Regions from separate parts of the Homo sapiens genome. Here all the other regions are linked to region 2. Evidence: chromatin loops called from intact Hi-C (ENCODE). Cell type or tissue: OCI-LY7. All regions are shown on one strand. Links, peaks and the distances in the headings refer to the core of each region. The heading gives the core; the rest is flanking DNA. Region 1 overlaps CAPN9 (calpain 9). Region 2 overlaps TRIM67 (tripartite motif containing 67). Region 3 overlaps TTC13 (tetratricopeptide repeat domain 13).

Region 1 (7,936 bases), core at 2,036-7,035, 410 kb after region 2:
AGTCTCGCTCTTGTCGCCAGGCTGCAACCTCTGCCTCCTGGGTTCAAGTGATTCTCCTGCCTCGGCATCCTGAGTAGCTGGGATTACAGGCACCCGCCACCACGCCCAGCTAATTTTTGTATTTTTAGTAGAGATTGGGTTTTGCCATGTTGGCCAGGCTGGTCTTGAACTCCTGACCTCAGGTGATCCTCCCACCTTGGCCTCACAAAGTGCTGGGATTACAGGTGTAAGCCACCATGCTCAGCCTCCACTTCTAACTTGATCTTCATCCCAGCCATTCTCCCTCTTTCCCTCTCGGTATCTCCCGCTCCCATCCTCCACCTCATCTGCCACAAGTGTACCAGTAAGAATGTGGGGCTTGGCATGTATTGAGCCAGTATCTTCTCATGTTACCTCCCATTATTCTAGTTCAGTGGATACTCCTGTTCAGCACTAGTGAGCTATAATGAGGATTCTCGGGTCTGTTTTCCCCCATCATGTTGGGGATGAGTAAGATCAAACCTCACCAGAATCTGGACTCCTTGAGAAGAAATAATATCATTCAGCTTTTCTGACCCAAAGTCTTCAGACACAAAGAATGTCTGGACTGGATAGTGACTGTTTTAGTTACCACCTCTCGTAGGAGGAGGTAGAGATTGTCACCTTGATCCACTCTTATCGGAGATCCACTCTTGTCCAATTATCGGAACTACCTGATGTCTTCCCTGATAAGGAAGCACACTTATGATGCAGAAATGCTAAATTATGACCTCACTCCTTTTCCTCCTCATCTTATTCCACATACACATTTATAAAAACATGTTTTATAAAGGATGTCTGATCACAATGACTGGAGCTACATGGAAGTCAGGATTCTGTGCGTTAGAACTCTGAGTAATTCTTAATGGAAGGAAATAAGGAAAGTAGAGTGTGGGAAAGCTAGTGATGCCTGAACCTGGATGTAAGGCACAGGTGGCGCCATCAGCCCCCTTAAGGCAGTGACTTTACAAAGGAGTAGCACAAAATCAGAGAGTGTAGCTGAGTTCATTTCATTCTTCCCAGATCAAGATGAAGGGAGAAGGCCGGACGATGAGAGGGGAGTGAACCCTGGGCGTAATGGTTCCACACCAAGAGAAGTTCTGAAGGTCAAGGTCCAGAAGCCAAGATTCAGCTGGGCAGGCTGCATCTCTACAAGGCAGCCTCAGATGTTCATTGTCAAATGGATGAACTGGGAAGAGAGAGAGAGAGATGAGGGGTCGTTGTCCTTCCATGTCCCTTCCAGCCTCAGCCTCAGGAGTGGCCCCAGTTTGCTGATATCACAGGAGATCTGCTATTTGATCATTTTGCCTGCCAACTTGGATGTCTGTCTCAGCAGGAAACCATTTAAAGAAAATAAATGAATTCTCAGCACTTGACATTTTCTGGAGGACCTGAGTCCTTTCCAAGTGAGCTCATATCAAGCACAGTTGGTAAGACAGAGACGGGAAAATGTGCTTTCTCCCTGTTAAGAGGACAGCCTCGCTGAAGCATCTTGGGCAGGGCAGTATTAAGTGACTTTTCCTTGTTGATGAGGGGTCCTCTCACCTTTGGGAGAGAGGTGGCCCTCCACCCTGGAGGGGCTGCAGGAAGTGGAAGCAGGTTCCATAGCTGGGGGGTGTTACAAGTGAGCTGAAGGAGAAGTAGCATGGAATTCCTCCTCATTTTCTCTCCCGAGTCCACCCTGCCTCCTCCTTCCCAACAGCTTGTTTATTACAGCATGGTGACTTGGGGCAACGTGATTATATGAGATGGTTTTTTTCTCCCTTCTCTGTCCTCCTTCCTGGGCACAGTGTATATAGTATGAGAGCTACTGTAATGAAAGGTGCACAGGCCTTTTTAGGAAAGTGATTGCAGGTGAGGCCAACTCAGCCAGGAAAATCTCCTGTTGCTTCCTAGGATGGGTCAGGGGAAAAGGAGAGGGACTTTAAAACATGGATACTTCAGACCTGGCTGCACACTGGACTCACCAAGGGGATTAAAGAAAAACAATGCTTGGGCCTCACCTCCAGAGATTCAGATTTAATTGATCTAGGGAGTGGCTGGGGTATCAGGATTTTTAAATCTCCCCAGGTGATGCTAACATGCAGCCAGATGTAAAGATGGTAGGTTTAGAGGGAGAGAATGCAATGGTTTTCACTGTTGTACTGCAGGGTGATGATATGGGGCAGGGCAGGAGCCTATTCCAGCCCCTACACCTGTGGACACTTGCGTTAGAGGTGTCCACACTTCTACCTTGAAGCTGCAGCACTGGAATACTTCCTCCACACTGCTGGTGCTCTGGAGCCTTTGACTAGCCAGGGGGCCGCTGAGTAACAAACCTTCCCACTGTCTCCTTCCACCATGGACCAGGGGCAGCCATCACACTTCCTCATGTTTTTTAGTGACATTACTTATCATTTACCTTAAAGTAAATGATAAATAAAGGTGGACCTAGGGGTCTCTCTTGTTTTTCCTTTCTTTCTTTCTTTCTTTCTTTCTTTCTTTCTTTCTTTCTTTCTTTCTTTCTTTCTTTCTTTCTTTCTTTCTTCTTTCTTTCTTATTTTTCTTTCTTTTCTTTCTTTTCCTTCTTTCCTTCTTTCTTTTGATGGAGTCTCACTCTGTCGCCCAGGCTGGAGTGCAGTGGCACAATCTTGGCTCACTGTAAGCTCCACCTCCCGGGTTCATGCCATTCTCCTGCCTCAGCCTCCCGAGTAGCTGGGACTACAGGCGCCCGCCACCATGCCAGGCTAATTTTTTGTATTTTTAGTAGAGATGGGGTTTCACCGTGTTAGCCAGGATGGTCTCGATCTCCTGACCTCGTGATTCACCCGCCTCAGCCTCCCAGAGTGCTGGGATTACAAATTCCTTTCTTTTTTAAGAGACAGGGTCTTGCTATCACTCTCTTCCAGGCTGGAGTGCAGTGGCGAGATCATAGCTCACTGCATGCTCAAACCCCTGGCCTCAAGCAATCCTCCCGCCTAGGCCTCCCAAATAGCTGGGACTGCAGGTGCACACCACCATGCCCAGCTTCCTCTTATTTTCATAAAAGAATAATTTGTGTGTGCACATCTTTCTTTGGAATCTTGGATTGATCAAAGGAGGTATAGTTATTACATGTGTCCTACATGCTGAAGTTGAAAGACAAAACTAGAGAAGAAAAATGCCTAGTTTCTGTGGGAGTGATTATAACAAAATAGCTAATATTTTTGAGATACTATTTATGAAGTAATCAATTAAGCCATTACAATAATTCTGTGAGCTAAGTACCAATAGTATCCCCATTTGGCTCACCGTAATAATACGTAATTGGCTCAATGAAATAATAATGCGTCCAGGGATCTGAGATACACACTTGAGAAAATTAGTGGTGAGTCAACATAATTGCCAAATTATATGATATTATTATAAAGCAAAGCTTTGGGTGTAATATTAAGGCCTATGTCTCTTTCTGTAAATGGTTAAACTGAGGCACCGAGCAGCCTGCTTAATCGAAATCAGAGCACAAAAGAGGGGAGGAGGTACAATCCTCTAAAACACATACTGTCATCAACCTCTTCATCTTGAAATATTCAATTAAATGTTATCCAAACCCAAAGTTACTAATGAATTTGGAAATGAGCTGGCTGTGACTGTGAGTATGGAAATTGGTGGAGAGGAGAAACTCCAGAGACTGGGGAGGAGCCACAGGCTGCCTGGCTTCAGAGTTGTTAGGTAGAAGAGAAAGCAGACCTGGAAAGAAAGATACAGGGAGGGAAAGAAGGAAAAGGGAGATAAAAATTACAGAACCATTGAAGGAAACTGCTCCACAGTTTCCCCTCTGCCTTTGGGCAGGAGAATGTCTCAAGAGCGTTCCCAAGCTTCATGTGCACAGGAATCAGTGGGGTCCTGTGAAAGACGACTTCCATTCAGCAGGTCTGGGGCAGGGCCTGGCACTCTGCATTTCCAACGCTCTCTCCTAAGTGATGCCTATGCTGCTGCTGGCCCATGGACCTCCCTGTGAGCAGATGGGTCCACTGGGATCCTCTGGGGAGAGGGTGATTGAAACCCCCTGGAATCCTTCTCCCATACCTCTGACACTCAGACCCATGGTCTCCCACCCCCGTCATTGCTACAATGGCCCCGGTAACTGGCCAGTTTTGTACTTATTGGAGTCTGGGGGAGTGTCATGGGAACCACGGGACAACATGAGCAAGGGAGAGTGAGCAAACTGGCAGCTGGAAGGCAGGCAGGCTAAGTTACCCAAATGACAGAAGGAAGAGAAGGACAAGAAGGCAGAGTCTGCTCACTCACTCAAGTCAAGGTGATTAATCTCTCTATGCCTCAGTTTCCACCCTGCAAAATGGGGATACTATTGGTACTTAGCTCACAGAATTATTGTAATGGCTTAATTGATTACTTGATAAATAGTATCTCAAAAATATTAGCTATTTTGTTATAATCACTCCCACAGCTAGATGTCAGCCCTTGCATGAAATCAAGCATTCGGCAAACATCTATGCAGCGTGGACTCTGCTGGGCCCCAGCTGGGTCCCTGAGCAGAGGGTCTGGATTGGCCATACCTCATTTATATTGAGATGAATGAACTCCTTGTTCTTTGTACTGAGAGCCTGGAACACCCCTGATAGGAGAGAAGGGGGAAAGGCATCCTTTTAAAGACAATTCCTTTACCAAGTTTGTTTCCCAGCGACCAAAGGGCCTTCCAGTGGAGCCTGTGGGGAAGCTGCTCCATCTGGTGGTAAACAAGGACTTTCATCAAGGGCGGCGATGGGACTCTCATCAAGGGCGGGCTGAAGGTGAACTTCTCTGAACGGATGGAGGCATCCAGTCCTGTAGCAAGCCAGTGGTCACCTAAGCCAGTCAGCCGGCCAGCAGCTCCTGGAGCCAAAGCAACGCCCCTATCTTAACCTTCTGGGGGGTACAGGGCCCTTGAAATCCATAGGCCCCAGAAAAAAAGCACACGCACGTAAAGTTTTGCATGAATCTGAAAGTTGTTAGTCTCGCCCTTGTAGGAAGGTGCCGTGGGTGCTGTCAGAGGACAGAGTGGCACAGGAGAGCGTGCCAGCACTGAGCTGGGGGCTGGGTCTACCGCATGGTGTAGTGACCTGAGTGCACCTGAGCAAGTCACTGCCCTCTTGGGGCCTCAGCCTCCTCACCTTCAGAAGACGAGGTCGAGCCAATCAGCCCTGGCTTCACTTGAGAATCTCTCGGGTAGCTTTAATAATACAACCCAAAGCGGGGTGGGGGACCATCACTGGACACAAGAAATGGAAGAGACCCAACAACCAAACATGGTGACTGGGTCTTGTGTGGATCCTGAGTCAACCAAGCAACTGTAAAAAGGTGGCCTGGAAGACTTGGGCATGAACCGGGCACTAGAGAATGTTGAGGGTTTGCTGAGAATTTCGTTAGGTGTGCAAATGGTATGAAGATGATGCTAAAAACAAGTCTATCAGCTGGAGATACTCAGATGAATGGACAGAGTTTCTGAGATCTGCTATTAAATTATTTAGGGGGAAAATGTATGTGTTGCGGGAGCACAAGGGAAAAGTTAGCAAGATGGTAATTGTTGAGGTTGGGTGTAAAGGTCTGGAAACACCTGGCGAATTTGCGTAACTCCCAATGCTGTGTGCCACCCCTGAGATTCTAACAGAATTGGTCAACTGTGCAGCCTGGTCATCAGCATTTCTTTAGGCACCCCTGGAGATTGTAATGTACAGCGAAGTTTGAGAAGTGCTGATGTGGAGTGCATGGGAACCTATTATGATTCTTTATATCTAACTGGAGGGTTGACATTCTTACAATAAAAAGTTAAAATAATACTGCAGCAAAGCTCCATCCTTGGTAATTCTAAAAGTTCTCCAGGCAAATCTAATGTGAGGATGCCAGAGTGGATGGTGTTAAGCCTAAAGGGTCTTCACCCTAATATTCCTCTACTATAAGAAAAGCTGAGGCACTCCCACCCCCCGTTCTGGGAAGGATTACACCTGGGTGGTTTAGAAAGGGAAAGAGCAATGGAGAGAAGAGAAACTAGCAAATCTCATTATTTCTAGGGTCAGCTCTGACCACCCTGTAAGTCTAATAACGGATTCTGTTTCAGGAGGGGTCTTTCTAGAATGCACCTCTCACTAGCTACCAGTAACCCCTTAGGGAAAGCCGGCTTCCTGGCTTGATATACTAGACCCTTTGGGGCCTGCTGGTCTGTCTCTGATTTTCTCTCATCATTCCTTAATCAACACATACTCATTGATTGTCCAGAAATTACGGCTCTCCTGGAGCTTAGAGTCTAGAGGGGCTGTGCTTCAGGCAAGTAATTAGTGTTCTATTACCAAAGAAGCAGAGGGAGCTATCATGCTGATAACCAAGGGTCACAGCCCTCACCTTTTTATTTTAATTTAATTTAATTTTATTATTTATTTATTTATTTATTTATTTATTTATTTATTTATTTATATTTTTGAGATGGAGTCTCCCACTGTTGCCCAGGCTGGAGTGCAGTGGCAAACCTCAGCTCACTGCAACCTCCACCTCCCAGGTTCAAGGGGTTCTCCTGCCTCAGCCTCCCGAGTAGCTGGGATTACAGGTGCATACCACCACATTTGACTAATTTTTTGTATTTTTAGTAGAGACAAAGTTTCGCTATGAGCTGGTCTCGAGCTCCTGACCTCACGATCCAACTGCCTCAACCTCCCAAAGTGCTGGGATTACAGGCGTGAGCCACTGTGCCCAGCCCCCTGCCTTTTTTTTTTTTTTAATCAAGTATTCATACCTCGAAGTGGCCTATGGAACATAGATTAGAAAATACCAAGCAGGACAAAATGGAAATGCGGGGCCCCCTGCTCCTAAGTTGTGAAGACTTTCAAGATGGAAACGCCAGAACATTAAACCAAGCACGAGGCACCCTTGAGGGCACGGGTCCTTTGGCACCTGCACACAGGGCATGTCCTCATAGCCACTCCAGTACTGAGTTACAGGCCCTGGACATGCTTCACTCAGCCTCACCTTCAAAACCACCTTTGAGGGGCAGGATGGCTATGACAATAAACTGCAAACACTGAAGCGCACGGGCACATAATCCCTCTCTATTTGTGGTGTAACAAATCTTATTTGAGATAACTGGGTCAATGTCTAGGGCTTACAGGGCGGGGAAGGGGGGAGGAAGGGGGACTGAGACTCTCCTGTTTCTATATGCTATGATGGGATTTGACCTGCAATTGAACCTTTCCTCAAACACAAGGCACAAACCTGCCCCAGCCCATCATCCTCCCACAGAGGCACTGTGAATGTATAAAGAAAGGCGATGCTAAGAAACGTGCTGCAGGGGAGGCTGGCACATTCTGCTCCTTAGCTAACCGCACAGGCCCATGGGTCCACACACATCAGACCATGGCTCTCTGTGGTCTATCTTTGCCATTACTTTAACCAGGCTGTTTCTCATGCGCTCATGGAGGGTGACTGAAGATGCCACCCCGAGGTGCACCCTCAGCCTCGCTGGACACTTACGGCTCGCATTCTCCAGCCGGACCAGGCAGTTGAGGAAGTCATCGAAGTCCAGCTGGAGCTCCTCATCCGCATACCTGAGCACAATCAGCTGCAGGAGGTGGCTGCTCAGCTGAAAGCCTGTGGGGACAAAGGAGGAGACCCAGGACTCGCTGTATCCGAGCCCCGAGGTGAGTCTGCACCTTTGAGGGAGCTCCCAGGCAGCTGAGGAGAGGGCTCAGAAGAGGAAGCCACTGTTTCACTCCTCAAAGCTGGGGTCCCCAGACCCAGTGGGACTGCTGCCCTTGGTGTGAATGCAGCGTGAGAGTGTGAATCTGTGGTGCAGGGGCGAGTGTGCGGGGGACTCTCAGGCGTGCTTTCTGTGTTTAATGGCTTCTGAGTTTAGCGAGTTTGTGATCTTAATTTTGATGCTAACATCACCCATAGAGTCTCGCTGACTTTA
Region 2 (7,936 bases), core at 1,693-6,692:
GTGTGTGTGAGAGAGAGAGAGAAGGAGGGAGGGAAAGAGAGCGAAAGAGGGAAGAAAGAGGCAGGGATGGAGGAAAGTAAGAGAGAAGGAGGAAAGGAAGAAAGAGAGAGCAAAGGAGGGAAGGAAGGAGAGAGAGAAGAAGAGAGAAAGAGAAGGAGGGAGGGAGAAGAAATGAAGGATGGAGGAAGAGAGAGAGAGAACACAATTGGCTGATTAATAAAGGAAGCCATTTTAAAAGGTTCTAACACTTCAGTGAGAGAGGCAAAAGTCAAGCATGAATGATTAATGTCCCTTTCTATCAATCCTGCATTGGGTCTGCAAGTGGCAGGTGCTACTAAAGACTCTAGGACCAAGAAGCTAAAAGATAACTTTCTCAGCATGATGAGAATCTGCAATCTCGGGACTCTGAGGAGGCAAGGTCCCCACGGAGGGCCAACACCCGGGGCGTGGGATTACAGCGCAGCTCCTGACTGCCGCTCTCAGGAGGCCAGTCTCAAAGTCTACCTTCCTCTCCCTCCAAAAAAAGACAAGCTTTGAAAACAGATGGCAGGAAACATAGACATGAAGCCCGAATGCTGACTCCCTTGAGAAAGGTCCTTCTTGGGGAGTGTTCGTAATGTCTGGGTGGAATAAGGGTGACACACGTACCTTCCTTTGCCACTGACAGTGGCAGCTGTGAGCATGGCCCGTGGACCCATTCCCTGCGTCCCCAAGAAAATGTGTTTCTATGACACTCCACGCTGCCAGGTTGCACCCATGATTTGCATATCCTGCTTTTGTGGGTTATTTGAGCTTAGTGAGAATGGTGGGCGTTTTGCCTGTGAATGTCACTGTCACAGGCACAGTGCCGAGCTGGAGCGGGGCTAATTGCCTGACAGCTTTGGCCGCCCCAGGTTAGTCGGCACTTCCAATCCTGTGTGCAGGGTGACCTGGAAAAGAAGACAGGGCAAGTGAGGGTGGGAGAGGCTGCCGCAGGGACCCTGAGGGCTCTGACAGCACCGCAGACACCGGCAGGATCCCCTGCTGGCTCCAGGGCCATCCATGCAATAGCTCAGGGCTGCTGTGGACTGTTGAATATTACGTCCCCCAGTATTCCTAATTAAAGGCTATGTTGGTTTGCACCTCTTTCCTCATAATAAGAATCACCCAGCTGACTGGTTCCTCATTTTGCCAGAGCTGCCACAGCTGGGCAAAGTAGACGCCATCACAGGAGCACGGCTCTCACGCACTGGCTCCCGTGGTTACATATTTGTGTCTACTTTCTAGCCATGACCTTCTTTCCTTTCCTATTAAACCCATTCTATTAACTGTGAGGAATTATAGCCAACCTCTTATTTTTTGGATTAAAAAAAGCTTATCTGTTCATTGGTAGAGATGGTGTCTTGTTCATTCCCCAGGCTGGTCTCAAACTTCTGGGCTCAAGCGATTCTCCTGCCATGGCCTCCCAAAGTACTGGAGTTACAGGCGTGAGCCACCATGTCAGGCCAAGCCTAAGCCTATCTTTTTTTTTTTTTTTTTTTTTTTTGAGATGAAGTCTCGCTCTATCACCCAGGCTGGAGTGCAGTGGTGCGATCTCGGCTCACTGGAAGCTCCGCCTCCCGGGTTCATGCCATTCTCCTACCTCAGCCTCCTGAGTAGCTGGGACTACAGGCACCCGCTACCATGCCCAGCTATTTTTTTTTTGTATTTTTAGTAGAGACAGGGTTTCACCGTGTTAGCCAGGATGGTCTCGATCTCCTGACCTCGTGATCCGCCTGCCTTGGCCTCCCAAAGTGCTGGGATTACAGGCGTAAGCCACCGCGCCCGGCCATAAGCCTATCTTTTAGGTTGCCACAAATCCCTTTTGCAAATGAGTAGAGGATCGAATCGATCAATCAGTGATTGATGTAGACTCCTCAATATTCAGGGCCACAAAACAGGACCTTGCTCCCCACACTCCAACTCCCCATCCCAAGGGGAGGAGGACTCTACTAAGACGAAGGATGGCACCTCCGTGTTTCTCCCTTCCTCACACCCTCCTGGGCTCTCATTCTTGTCTCTCTCTGTTTCAGGCCTCCTGAGCTACCAGCACTCCCCAGGGACTGAGCTCAGTCCTGAGGTCTGCGTCTCCAGAAGCTGCCACCTTAGGGCCCCTGGGTGTCCCAAGTGAACAGGTTAGAACGGAACGCCTCCAGGAAATGTCCAAGGCAGGCCAGTTGATAAGCTCTGTCTGGGAAGGCTCTGTGGTCAGCTTCTTTATGGCCCACTCTGCCCAAGGGCACTGCAGAGACCTGTGGCAAACAGTTGGGAGCAGCCAGACCAGGTCCGGCCCTGGGGAGGTGTGTACCTGCACGTTGCGGTTGAGGCTGAGGGCTGGCATGAAGACCCCGTCCACGTGGCTGAAGGCTGTGGGGCCCTGCTGCTGCCCGTTGATGAAGAAGGTGAGAGTGTGCTTATTCAGGTCCAGCAGCACGCCCACGGTGGCCCCCTTGCACACGCCACCTTCCGTCCTGGGAAGAGAGTCCCCAGGAAGACCATCACCACACCCAGCCTGGGATGTAGGTGATAACTCAGGAGAATTATTTACTTATTTAGAGACACGGTCTCACTCTGTCACCCAGGCTGGAGTGCAGTGACGCCATCTCGGTGCACAACAGCCTCGCCCTCCCAGGCTCAGGAGATCCTCCCACCTCAGCCTCCCGAGTAGCTGGGACTACAGGCGCATGACATGAGACCCAGCTAATTTTGTTTGTGTTTTTTGTAGAGATAGGAGTCTCACTATGTTACCCAGGCTGGTCTTGAACTCCTAGGCTCAAGCGATCTTCCCATTTTGGACTTCCAAAGTGCTGGGATTAAAGGCATGAGCCACTGTACCCGGCCAAGAAAATTATATATAGGATGCTGGGAACAACCTCACTTAAACATAGTCCCCAAGGTGGTGGTGAGGTGCTCTCCTGGGCACATGAGCCTTCTCTCACAGTGGACACACCTTGTTAACAGGCCATGATGAAGACTCCCCTAGAGGAACACCTCCAGGCTGTTCAACCCCCTCTTTCTGACAGCATCTGGGATCTGCGCACTAGAAAATTCGGGTTTTGATGAGAAGGTCCCATTTGAAACTGTGGAGCATGGAGAATGGGTAAGAAAGGCACCTTTTCCTGCCAAAGAAAATAACTGACTTGGCGCCCTTTTCTGTTTTAGGCAAGTGAGGATGCTGAGGTCGATGAAGATGTGGACATCCAGGCCTTCAGGAAATTTTGAAAGGCCCCTACTCAACATTGGCTCATCTTCCCAGAAACATCCTAGGGTCCCTCAAAAAGCAGCGTATGGCAGGCAGAAGGGTGCTGAAGTTGAAATCAAGTCCTCTGTCGCAGTCATTATCCCTCAGGTGACCAATAGCGGAACGTTGAGAATGTCCATTGTGCTCTTGATCAGTGTTGGCAACGTCGTACTTTGTAGGTGGTAAGAATTCACATCCACTCGGTGGAAGTGAATCTATAATAAAAGTAAGGAACATGCTCCCAAGGGGGGGCTTGGCTGACCACATCTTCTCCCATGGGCCGAATCCTGCAGACTCTCCTTCCCTTCCTTGAGGTGGTTTTTTGTTTTAGAGTGGCTGTTTCTCCCTGTGGCCCAGGCAGTGGTGCAATCATGGCTCACCGTTGCCTGGAACCCCTGGGCTCAACGGATCCTCCCACCTCAGCCTCCCGAATAGCTGGGACTGAAACGCCTAACCTTTTTACTCTAACTTGTTACTTTGAATTTTGTCCTGCTTGTCTCTTTAATCACCTAGCCTTGCTTCTCATGTAAATAAGACTCTCTCTAGCTGGGAAGGCTGGACAAACTCCAATTGACCTTTTAATTTACAAGACACTAAAGGCTCCTCACCTAACCCCCTTCCGTAAGGAGTTGGCCTGGGTAAACAGATCCTCAGCATTTCAAAAGAGCCCAATTAACTGATAAGGTACTAACACCAACAATGTATGAAGTTCTTAGGATTTTTCTCTAAGAGATAACAACATAAAACCTTGAGTTCGTGTCCGGCATAGACCTTATATCTAATTATAATGAAAGATTTAGAACCTTGCACCTGGTACCGTTGCTCTTCTTGTAACTATTTGTCTTTCAAGTTGTTTATCTCTCTGTAACTATTTTGCTTCTTTTGATTCTTGCATGTTTTTACTTCTGTAGAATTATTACATTTGAGTCCCCCTCCCCTTCCTAAACCTAAGTATAAAAGTTAATCGAGCTCGTTACTCGTGGCCGAGAGAATTTTGAGCATTAGCTGTCTCTTTGGCCACCGGCTTAATAAAGGACTCTTAATTCGTCTCAAAGTGTAGCGTTTCCTTAACTCGCCTAGGTACAACAGGACTACAGGCACACACCATGCCCGGCTAATTTTTAAATTATTTTATAGAGACGAGGGCCTCACTATGTTGCCCATGCTGGTCTTGGACTCCTGGGCTCAAGGGATCCTCCTGCCTCAGCCTCCTGAGTAGCTGAGACCACAGGCTTGAGCCACCGCGCCCGCTCAGGGCTGAGGTCTTAGCCTTAACCTTAGCAGCGCCACTCTGCTAAGAAAACCATGTTTGTCCTTCCAGATTGATAATGAGTTGATCTGCTGGACGCTGCTGGTAGGGCAGAGGGAAGGTGAGCAGCGAGGATTCACGACAGGAAGTCCCGAGGAGGACTTGGTGGGCGGCCCAGACAGGTGTTTCCGGAGAAGGCAGGGTTTCCCCCGAGGGTGCCCGGGGCGGGATCCGGCAGGTGGGAGAAGGAAACTAAAACCGCACTGTTGATGCTATTTGGACACCGACCACCGGGTGGCGGTAGTGACCCATGGGAGGTGCAGGAATGAGTCCAACCTAAGCAAAGCCTCAGGCCCCCAGTCAGCTCTGGGGTCCAACTTCCCGGCTGCCTCGGCTTCCTCCCAGATAGCGCTTACCCTACCCGATCCACATCCGAGGGTGGGAGGACATGCAGACAGGGGCAGGTTCTCTCTACCTTCTCATGGCCTCACTTCCCTTCTGCTTTTCTTACTGAGGTGGCACCAAGGGGCTGTCAAAGACAGCAAAGGCCCAAGAAGTGCTCCGCAGCCCTTGGGAGGGGTGTGGTGGCCAATGGCCAGGAGAGCTGGGGAGTCTGCACCACACAAACCAAGGCTGGGGTCCTGGGCTCAACCCTGACAGTATCAACTAGCCGCGTGACCCGAGCCGTTGTCTGACCTTCCTAAGCCCAGGCTTTTTAATATATATATTAAACAAACAAACAAAATATATATATATATATATATTTTTTTTTTTTGGTAGAGAGGAGGGTCTCACTATATTGCCCAGGCTGGTCTTGAACTCCTGGGCACAAGCGATCCTCCTGCCTCGGCCTCCCAAGTAGCTGAAACTACAGGTACACAGCACCATGCCTGGCTAATTTTTAAAATTACTATTATTTACAGAGACAGGGTCTCACTAAGTTGCCCAGGCTGGTCTCAAACACCTGGGCTCAAGCAATCCTTCTGCCTCGGCCTCCTTAAGTGCTGGGATTGCAGGTGCAAGCCACCATTCCAGCCTAAGCCCCAGTTTTATAATCTGTAAAATGGCAACAATAATAGTACCTTTGCAAGGATTAAATGAGCTCAGATACATCGAGTGCTTCCTACAGCATTGAGCACAAGTAAGGGTTTGATAAATGCTTCTTGTTATCACTCCTGCCAGCAAACAGGGTATCTGGGTGCCAGTTTGGTTTAAGCAAGCAGAGACGGAGCTGATGGGCCTGGACTTGGCCCCTCTGTGGGTGGGAGGGAGAGTGGCCAGCCTGCAGTGTCCGGGCAGAGGCACAGAGCTGCCCGCCTCTTCCCCAGGACTCAGGAGAGAAGGGGCCCTGCCTACAAGCAAAGAGGCAAGCAGATGGGGTCCTGAGGGCCCTCAGGCAAGTCCCTGGCCCAGATTAGACGTGGCTTCCCTGAGAAAGAAGAAGCTGGTCCTTCCTCTGCGGGAAGGTGCCCCAGGGGCTGTTATAGGAGCTGCAGGTGGGCCCAGAGCACTGAGAGCCTCCGGGTCAATTTTGCCTGGGGCTGGGGCCCAGCGAAGTCAAGGTCAGCTCTTGAAGTTCCTCACCCCTTCCTGCTGGGGAGATGGCCCTTAGCAGACCAGGAGCAAGGCTCCATAGCAAGGAGGTGGCTTCAGGTGGCTGCAACTTGCAACTCTCCATTTCTGGCCTTGGGGATTCTTCACCCCCACGTCCATCCCCACATGCTGGCCAGGTGTGAGCACAAAATCCCTGGGAGAGGAGAAAGAGTACAGAGCTATGGTGCAGGGGTGTTGGGGGGGCACTGCCTTCTTTGTGTCTGAGGAGAGAGACCAAGGCACCCTAGAGAAGCCCAGGCCTCAGGGGCAGCCCTGGAGGACCCATCCCCATCTGCCCTCCTAACAGAGGTCCCAGTAGTTTCACAGGCCAGGACCTGAGTCTCCTGTGTCCATGCTGGTGACCCTACTCCCAGGGCCAGTCTCAGGGCAAAGCCACAGCTGTGGGCACCCTTGGCAGGCTCGTTAGTAGTGAGCACCCCAGCCATGCCCTCTGCTACTGCCCTGTCAAGGGCCCGGCCCTGCCGAGGCTCAAGCCCACATGAGACCAGGGCAGTGGCCAGGATCACTGCAGGCAAGTTAGTGGCAATGACCTGGTCACAGCTGTGAGGACACCAGCCCCAGTGGTGCCCATTAACACCCTGCAGCAACCCAAGCTTGGGTTGACAGTTGAAAAGGAAAGTGAAGCCGTACCAGAAAGAAAACTACGAGCTCCATATCCCAGCAGAGGACCACCGTGTGGCCCGCTGGGTAACTTGGGAGACCCATCTGTGCGGGTGCTGTGAGAGTCACCATAACATACCCTCATCTGGGCTGCAGGCCAGTTCTATATGGGCAGAGTGAAGGCCTCCTAGAAAATGGAGACCAAAGTGGCTGAAAATACCTCCTCTCAATTCCTCCTGGCTTTGGGGACAGCAGAAGGGACACTGGTCTTCAGGACCCTCATTCCCAAACAACCTGTGTCCACGGGAGGCAGGATGGGGCCCAATCGCACCTGTTGGTGTGGGAGTTGCAGTGCATGAACCAGCTGCGGTTGTTGTCCACATACATGGCCCAGGCCTTGTCATCCTTGCCCAGCATCATGTCCTTGACCACGCTGGCCCTGGCCACCCCGAAGGCGGGGTCTGGGTGGTTGTCGTACCGGTCCACGTGCAGCTCCCAGTAGTGCACGCCCTTGGAGAACGCAGCTGTGCCCAGCACCACCCGGTCGTCATAGCTGCTGCAGGTGGCTGTCTGGTTGTCATTGGATAAAATGATGTCCCGATGCCCAGAGTTGGGGTCAAATGTGAACCAGGCCACTAAAAAGGGAGGAGGTGAGAGGAGCAGGGTCAGGGGATGGAATTTGCTAGTAGTTTCTAACCGGCTCAGAGACACAAACACATTCGCTTCTGTTAGAAAGTCGGCACCCAGAAGTGAAGGGTCTTTCCTGTATGATTACCACACACGTGCACACACACACAAACGTACACACATGCACACACTCCCTGCTCTGTGTTCATCCAAGTTGCCAGCCCTACGAGCCTGGCCTTGCCAAGGATTTTCAGGCCTCAAAACCTCAAATCTAGATGCATTTTCTGGTCTTGGTTTCTAAAACCCTTCCAAATGCTCACAGTTAGAAATACAGGAGGAAATAGCCTGGGAGCAGTGGTCCACGCCTGTAATCCCAGCACTTTGGGAAGCCGAGGTGGGTGGATCACCTCAGGTCAGCGGTTTGAGACCAGCCTGGCCAGCATGGTTAAACTCCGTCTCTACTAAAAATACAAAAATTCGTGGCCGGGCATGGTGGTTCACACCTGTAATCCCAGCACTTTGGGAGGCCGAGGCGGGAGGATCACGAGGTCAGGAGATCAAGACCATCCTGGCTAACACAGTGAAAC
Region 3 (7,936 bases), core at 1,665-6,664, 300 kb after region 2:
TTTCTTTGGATTTATCTTTTAGGGATTTCAGCTTTAATACTTACTCTCCTTCACTTGAAAGGCAGGATGGGATAGACAAAACAATGAGCAGAACACTAGGAGAAAAAAAATCTGAATGCTTAAATATCACCAAGTAAATATAAAATCGGTGGAAAAACCTAGCAGAATACTTTCATTTGAGCAGCTTTAGAAAGGAAAAAAACAACACAAAACATCCACATATAATTTTAGAGCTGGAATAGGAAAATCAGAGTTTAAGAACCAAACTCATAACCATACATGTTCACACAAACACTGGCTTTTGATCCATTCTGCTTTTTCCTGTTTTGCCTTCTAGATGTTTCCTTAATTCTCATCTGCTGCTGTTTCCTTAATTTTCATCTGCAGTCCAAAACTCATTAGAATTGAACTATCCCGTTATTTGGAAGGTTTATTTGTGGCCTACCATTTTGAATGTTTAGCTACTCAAAATTGAGGTCAATTTATTTAAATTAAAGATAATTGCATGATTAATTATTACAATTCTGCATTAATCTCAGTTGCCATCTCTCTCTGTCTCTCTTTAAGAGCTAATAATCCTAAAGGATTGCTGGAAGTTCGGGAAGCCCTGGAAAAGGTACACAAAGTAGAAGACCTTCTTCCGATTATGAAGGTAACTTTAGCATCAGAATGGCAGTCCATGTTTTTAGAGGAAAAGAAAACCAACAGCACTTTTTTAAAAAGAACTCAGAATTATTAAATGCTATTTGAAATCACTCGTATGAACACATTCTGAATAATAACCAAAATAAAAGAACCTACAGGCATCAGACTCAAACAGAAAAAACAACTTGTGAGGAAGCAGTTAATATAGAAAAAAGAAAACTTAAAAATACATATAATTGAATTCTGCTTCTGGCCACAGCTGAGTAACTGGTACTCAGCTGCCCTTCTACATGATTGCAGTTATAAAACTGGACAAAAGTTAGTTATTTTCAGGCACTGGCTAATTACAATAATGTGAATCCCACTGTCACCCCAGCTTTCTACTGTGGTATTTATTAGACCACTGCACGGTAATGTGGAGCCCAAGCAGAGTACAGTGGTCTTGCTAAGCTAAGGAGGTAGAGAGTGGAGTTTGGTTCTGCCAAAGTGGCTGGAATTTGCAGAGCAGAGTATAGGAGAGAAGGAGGCCATGTAGGCTGGGGAGTGCTCAGGGGTTAATGTGAGCACTCCTTTTCATCCTTGACTAAGACCTTGGTCATGAACATGCAATAAAAGACCATGAGAGGCTCAGCAGAGAGTGGCTACTGTGGGAACGAAAGCTGAGCAGAGGTATCAGAGGTGTATGTGCTGAGAGACATTGGAGTTTCGGCCTTGCCAATGTGGATGGATCCTGTGAACACCTTGGGCGTTTAGTTAAGACCCCAGAAAGGACACAGTTTAAAAGTAAGACCATACTTTACAGTAAGGCCCACAACCTAGGACTAAGAACAATTTCTAAATAGACTGCCCTAACAAAGAATAAAACTAAGTCTAAAGGATTAAGTGGATCTGCTAGTGATTTGACTACCTGTCAAAACTCATTACCCTTTAAAGAAAGGCAAAATAACCTATACTCTTTAATTACTAGAGAAGTAAATGCCATCGTTTGAATGTGTTCCCCTCAAAATGAATGTGTTGGAAATGGAATCCTCAGTGCACATATGTTGGGAGGTGGAGCCTAACAGGAAGTGTTTAATGGCAGAGCCCTCATGAATGGATTCATGCCGTTATAAAAAGGGCTTTGGGGAGTGGCCTCTCTTGCCCTTCCAGCTTCCGTCATGTGAGGCAGCAGTCAGAAGGCTCACATCAGACGCTGGCACCTTGATCTCAGACTTCCCAGCCTCCAAAATAAATTTCTGTTCTTTTTTTTTTTTTGAGACAGGGTCTTGCTCTCTTGCCTACACTGGGTGATGAGTGAGACCCCATCTCCTAAAAACAAACAAACAAACAAACAAAAAGCTAGATACAAAAGTATGATAGTATGATCCAGGTATACCAGGCAAATGCTAATGAGAAGAAAAGTATGTGTGGCAATATCAATAATGGAAACATTTGAATTCAATGGGAAGGACACTAAAAGGGACAGAAATTATTTGATTAAAGTATAATCCATTAAGAATTATAACTGTGTGAACCTTTCCTCCATCTAGGAGTAAAACTGCCCCAAAACATGCCAACAGCAGTTAGAATTGCTTTTCCAATTAGTGGTTTAAACACTAATGTGCAACTTCAGTAAATGTTTTCCTTGCAGCTATAGTAGATGAGATTGATTCATGTAAAATTTAGGAAATTTGTATGAATAAGCAAAGTGTATCTATTTCTAAGGAATAGCAAGGAAGTAGCATGTCATGAACAGAGCTGAGCATCTGACCCAGGCCCCACATCTGCCTGGGTGGGTGTGGATGAGCCTATTTTACAGTTATTCCAGGTTTTTGGTCTGCTGAAGACCAAATATTGTGGCCAGACCTACCTCGTGGAGTTTATTGTGAGGGTCTGATGCACTAACACAGTGCCCCTCAACCTTCTCAAACCCACTGCGTTGACTCAGTAAACATGTTCAGATGCCCCCTTTACTGACTCCTTTATTGCACTAAGATGAACTTCACAGAGAATATGTCTCACCTCCTAAAAAATGTCCACGCAAAGTCATCTCAGTATCTCAGTCCACACAGTGTCCACACAGTGTATCTCAGTATGCAGAAATTGGGGCAGGCCTTCTCTAGAAGCCGGAAAGCAGTAGCCAGTGCTTCACACCTGCATGTAAAATCATGGTGAATGTGACAGTTATAAGTGTAGCCCCATATCTGTGTGTTATTTGGTGAGCTACATTGTCATTGGCGATGTGGTTTTCTGAAATGGTAAACCAAGCTTAGTAAAGCTCCAAGCTATATATAGTAGACTCCTTACTCAATGTGTATGCTATTTGCATTCCTGGCAAATTCAGTATGTATGAAAACTATATAATAAATAGTTAGCGTTTAAGTGCAAAACAGAGTCTGGTTCCAGGCCCACATATTGATTAAATGATAAACATGTTCTTCATCTACATGAAAATCCAGTGGGACATTAGAAAATCATACATTATGTGTGACAATCCCCTGTACTGTGGGACATATAGTAATCTTGGCTCCCAACTGTCCAATCCCTGTAATAATCAGTCTCCCATAAATTTCCCCAGCGCCCCCCAGGGGGCAGAATGGCTTCACCACAGGCCCTGAGATGTACCATATAGAAAGGAAACTGGTGTGTGAGGGCTCTTCAGCTGCCTTCCTGTGGGTATTCTAGTTAGGCATTTAGATGTCCTGTGGTATTAGGCAGAATACAACGTCAGTTTAGGGAGATTTTAATATTTTATATGTCTTTGTCTAAGAAGAAAAACAGAGTGGGCTACAAGACTGTAGTCACTTAGCATGCAGCCTGAGACGCGGCATCGCCAGCCTCAGTGTGCCTCTCGGTGTGAAATCACCAACTGTTGTCTGAAAGATGTAAGATGTTTGTTCTCTGCGGTGGGATGACATTCCATTTCAGCATTATACATCTAGCCTTTACCCAGGATTACGGATATATTGGTACTTTGCAAGGCACACACAGCAGAATATACAACAAGATATTTGAGTGTTTAAAGTGCTTAGTGGAATGTACCAGGTCAACTTCCACTGAAAGGCACAATGGTACTGTTGATGAAAAACCAAGTTAACGTGTATGTCAGCGCCCCCTAGAGGCGGTTTATTAGCAAGTAACGCGGACTGGAATTCACCAAGACCTTGGGCCCACATTCCCACTCTGCGGCTTCCCTGCTGGCTGGGACTCAGCCAGACTTTGCCTCACCTAGTTCGTTTCTCATCTGTAAGATTGAGACCATACCTAGTGCTATCAGTATGTTGTGAGGATTAGATGAGAATTGGCACATAGTGTGTTAACGCATTTCTTCTCCTGAAAGTCGTTTTTTTTGGCGTGAAAGATGCTTGCCTGCTCAGTGCCTGCTGTGGGCCTTATGACCTGTGCCACTCATCCTCTGGCTTCTGGGCTGCTGGTGACACCTGGTGCATCTTTCTGTTTCTAGACAAGCTCTCCCCTCATGAAGCAGCAGCCTCTTGTACTTTACTGTTGCTTCTCTTAACTTCCAGTCCATCAATTAAAAAAAAAAATTGGCAATATTAAGTTAACTAAATTTGGGGGTCATTTTCTGAAACCTATTTATTGCCATTGCAGGTTTGTCCCAAATGTTTTAAACAGAAAGCTAACGTCTGAAACTGTGTTCATACATTTATCACTCCGAAAGCCATTCTTAACTCCGAGTAATTCTTTTAACTTAACCGACTTATCTGTGGCTCACAGAGTTGGGTGGGTGTGGGTGTGGGTGTGAATGAAGTTCTCCAGTTAGTGGATATAATCCTGGGTACTCTTCAGAAAAATCAGTCTCTGCTTTGAGCACTAGTATGAGCATAAGTTGCATTTTTGAGTTACGGGATGTTAGGTACAACTATTCTGCCATGATTCAAGGTTGCTGCCTACTAAGATGGACATGAGAAAACATTCAAAGGGAGCTCTTAGAAGTGAGCAGTGCCCCTTGTTGACGAAGAGAACCTGTGAGCTTTTGGTGCTGAGGTTCTCTGCTGGCCTCTGGTAGGAGCTGTGGGGAGCGTAACCTGGGCTCTGTTGGGGCCTGAAGACAGGCAGAGATGTCCTTGGCCACCAGGCCACCATCTCTTGTATCAGATGACCTCCTTGGCCCTTTTTAAAAACATGTAAGGTAGAGCCAGCACTACAGAGTTGCAGTTGGGGTTTACAGTGAATGAAACACTAGTAACGTGAATTTTCTTTTTCCCTGAAAGCAGTTTAATACTAAAACGAAGGATGGGTTCACCGTGAACACAAAAGTTCCCAGCCTTAAAGACCAAGGGAAGGAATATGATGGATTCACAATCACGATTACAGGAGACAAGTATGTGCGCTTCTTAATGTGGGTGTAAACTAGAGACGAGGCAGGAAGGGTGCCTGTGCTTATTGTCACTATAGAGTTTTGTGGTGTTGAACTTTTGCTCCATCCTGAAATGAAAAGTATCAAGGTCCAGTGAGCAGTTATAACCAGTTATTTAAAAAAATGTGACATCTAAAGTATTACACCAGCAGATACATTTTCTGACTGTCTAAATCTAAGGACTTTCTAGATACTATGTATGATGTAGTTTGTGGGAGACATTCTTCTGGGTTCTTGAAGTTCCTTGGGGGGGCGAGGGAGGCTTTTACTAATAAAATGAAAAAAGATGAGCAGTTGGCGGATTGAAGTCCATTGTAGATTTAAATATATATGTATAAAAGCCAATCTATATATATATAGAGAGAGAGAGAGAGAGAGAAAACAGCTTTAATAATTAATGAGTAGTATAATCTTATTGTAGAAAATTTAGAATATACAGATAAGCAAAATTAACAAAATAAAAATCAAGTTATTTTCTTTAAAAACTGAGGTTAGACTGTTCTACTATTTACCCTTACCATTACATTATCACAATCATTTCCCCAGTCATATTCTTAAAAGTATTTTTAGTAACTGCATAATATTCCATTGTATAGATGTAGAATTTCTCTGACTGATCTTTTTGTTATTGACCACTTAGGGTATTTCTCATTGTTTTGCTTTATAAATAGCACTGCAGTAAACATTTTTATTAACTCTAGTTTTATTTACATCTGAAATCCAAGCTTTGTCTGTCAGCCTCCATATTCCTTGAATTGTGGGTGGAATTGCCTTGAGCTGTGCACACACACACACACACATACACACACACCCCATATTCAGGTGCATAGCCTTGGGAAGTGCCATGCCCTCCCCCTGGTTTCCACCTGCTCAGCAGTGAGACTATGACTCACATTCTCCAGCCCCTCTGCCTCTTGGGCTCTGGCTTTCTCACATACTTTTCCTCTAAACTACAAGGAGCCACCTCTTCAAGTTCCATGTCAAAACTTAAACAGGCCTTCATGAGTAAACACCAGTTCAGCAACTTCCAGATTTCAGGGCTTTTCTATATCTTTGAAGTCTTGATCTCTACCTCAAGCTTCTTATCAAAGTACGTTCCCAATAAAGATCATTCTCCCCTGATTGCAGGTTGTGCTATTTAACATAAAAAGTGTTCTCCTACCTTTTCACACATCCACGATGTGTATCCTCAGATCAGATTCCTAAGCAGAAATGAAATTACTATATAAGTACAGTTGATCTTTGAATAACTCAGGGGTTAGGTGGATTGACCTTCCCACCCCAGCAGGCAAAAATTTGCATATAACCTTTGACTACCCCAAAACTTAATAGCCTACTGTTGACCAGAAGCCTTACCAAAAACATAAACAGCTGATTAACATATATTTTATATGTTATATATATTATATTTTGTATTCTTACAGTAAAGTAGGCTAGGGAAAAGAAAATGTTATTAAGAAAGTCGGCCGGGCGCAGTGGCTCACGCCTGTAATCCTAGCACTTTGGGAGCCCAAGGCGGGCGGATCACTAGGTCAGGAGTTCGAGACCAGCCTGACCAATATGGTGAAATCCCATCTCTACTAAAAATACAAAAATTAGCCAGGCCTGGTGGCGCGCACCTGTAATTCCAGCTACTCTGGAGGCTGAGGCAGGAGAATCGCTTGAACCCATGACGGGGAGGTTGCAGTGAGCCGAGATCATGCCACTGCACTCCAGCCTGGTGACAGAGTGAACTCCATCTCAAAAAGAGAAAAAAAAAGAAAATAATAAGGAAAATATACTTAACTATGTATTAAGTGGAAGTGGATCCTCATAAAGGTCTTTATCCTTACTATCTTCACGTTGAGTAGGCTGAGGAGGAGGATACGGAGGGGTTGGTCTTGCTGTCTCAGGGGTGGCAGAGGTGGAAGAAAATCCTCGTATAAGTGGATCCATGCAGTTCGAACCCATGTTGTTCAAGGGTCAACTGTACATGAAATTTCTCCCCTTGAAACGTGACATCTTTCCTCAATTTCCTGCTTCACCTCACTTGTTGCCTCCCTTGCTCTGGGCCTCCTGACCCCTCGAGTCGACTCTGCCTGGCATCCCATCTTCTGTCTCCTGCTTCACCAGCACTTCACCAATGTTGCTAGAGCTCCACCTCACTGGACGTTCCCCTAGCTCCACAAATCTCTCCCCTCTCCATACCCAGCCATTGCCTGTGGCTACCCAAACCAGCTTCCCTGCCAGGCATTCACAGCCTCTCACAAAGTGGCCTCAGACATTTCCTGCTTGACCTGGACCATCTCCCTGTTGGAACCTGGCCTGCTAGTCCGACTGGAATGCTTGTTCCCCAGTTCACCCCTGCTTTCCAATGTCTGGGTCTCTCACTCCCATCCCGACCCATGTTCAGGCCACTTCTCCCATGAGACCTTTCCTGCTTTTCTCTATGTTGTCCAAATTAGATTCCTTTTTTGAACCTCTGATGAGCTACATTATGACCTGAGTCATGGTTTCATAATAATTTGTGGCCCTTGGCCAGAAGTGGTGGCTCATACCAGCATATTGGGAGGCCAAGATGGGAAGATTGAGGCCAGGAGTTTGAGACCAGGCTGGGCAACATGGTGAGACCCTGCCTCTGCAACAGATTTTTAAAAATAACTACAGGTGCATACCAGTAGTCCCAGCTACTCAAGAGGCTGAGGCGGGAAGATCACTTGAGCCCAAAAGTTTGAGGCTGCAGTGAGCTATGATCATGCCAATGCTCTCCAGCCTGGGTGGTAGAGCAAGATCCCATTTCTTATAATAATAATTTGTGGCCCCGTTTCTTCCTTCCTTCCTCAATCAAGGCAGCAGCTGAGCTTTTCTTTGTAGGCTCCGAGGACTAAATGCAACACTTTGCTAGTGGCGTTATACAAAAAATGCCTGTTGTATCAAACTTATATCCTCCAC

The links. A loop is a pair of places that touch in the nucleus more often than their neighbours do. Peaks named below come from ENCODE experiments on the same cell type or tissue, not always from the same donor. Only the 100,000 strongest peaks of a DNase experiment are listed, where the experiment ranks them.
Region 1: a loop joins it to region 2, with 12 times the contacts of the local background. A loop is called at or near these places in 92 of 110 quality-filtered maps.
Region 3: it touches region 2 in a loop (7-fold over the local background); 89 of 110 quality-filtered maps call a loop at or near these places.

Annotation. Positions count from the first base shown.
Region 1 is chr1:230,794,841-230,802,776 of GRCh38, reverse strand. It overlaps CAPN9 (calpain 9), which reads right to left. Exons shown (of 20, transcript NM_006615.3): 18 at 7,498-7,614; 19 at 4,557-4,615; 20 at 788-1,207. The coding sequence ends at 1,181. It overlaps CAPN9-AS1 (CAPN9 antisense RNA 1), which reads left to right and starts at 7,566. Exons shown (of 2, transcript XR_001738518.2): 1 at 7,566-7,664. LOC124904546 (a long non-coding RNA gene) reads left to right here. Exons shown (of 2, transcript XR_007066937.1): 2 at 1,042-1,394. In OCI-LY7, for the core only: CTCF peaks have their summits at 4,471 and 4,670; no DNase peak of the experiment used is centred there.
Region 2 is chr1:231,208,368-231,216,303 of GRCh38, reverse strand. TRIM67 (tripartite motif containing 67) reads right to left here. Exons shown (of 10, transcript NM_001004342.5): 8 at 7,054-7,357; 9 at 2,327-2,489; 10 at 1-929. The coding sequence ends at 864. Among named protein-coding and RNA genes, the nearest start is that of TRIM67-AS1, 25 kb to the right of the region's middle. RefSeq lists enhancers at 819-928, 842-1,343, 4,379-4,438, 4,559-4,968. In OCI-LY7, for the core only: CTCF peaks have their summits at 4,603 and 4,804 (motif pointing right); a DNase peak (open chromatin) is centred at 4,733; H3K4me3 peaks cover 456 bases; H3K27ac peaks cover 347 bases.
Region 3 is chr1:230,913,226-230,921,161 of GRCh38, reverse strand. TTC13 (tetratricopeptide repeat domain 13) reads left to right here. Exons shown (of 23, transcript NM_024525.5): 17 at 568-652; 18 at 4,860-4,969. Among named protein-coding and RNA genes, the nearest start is that of C1orf198, 49 kb to the right of the region's middle. In OCI-LY7, for the core only: CTCF peaks have their summits at 3,532 and 3,738 (motif pointing left); a DNase peak (open chromatin) is centred at 3,731.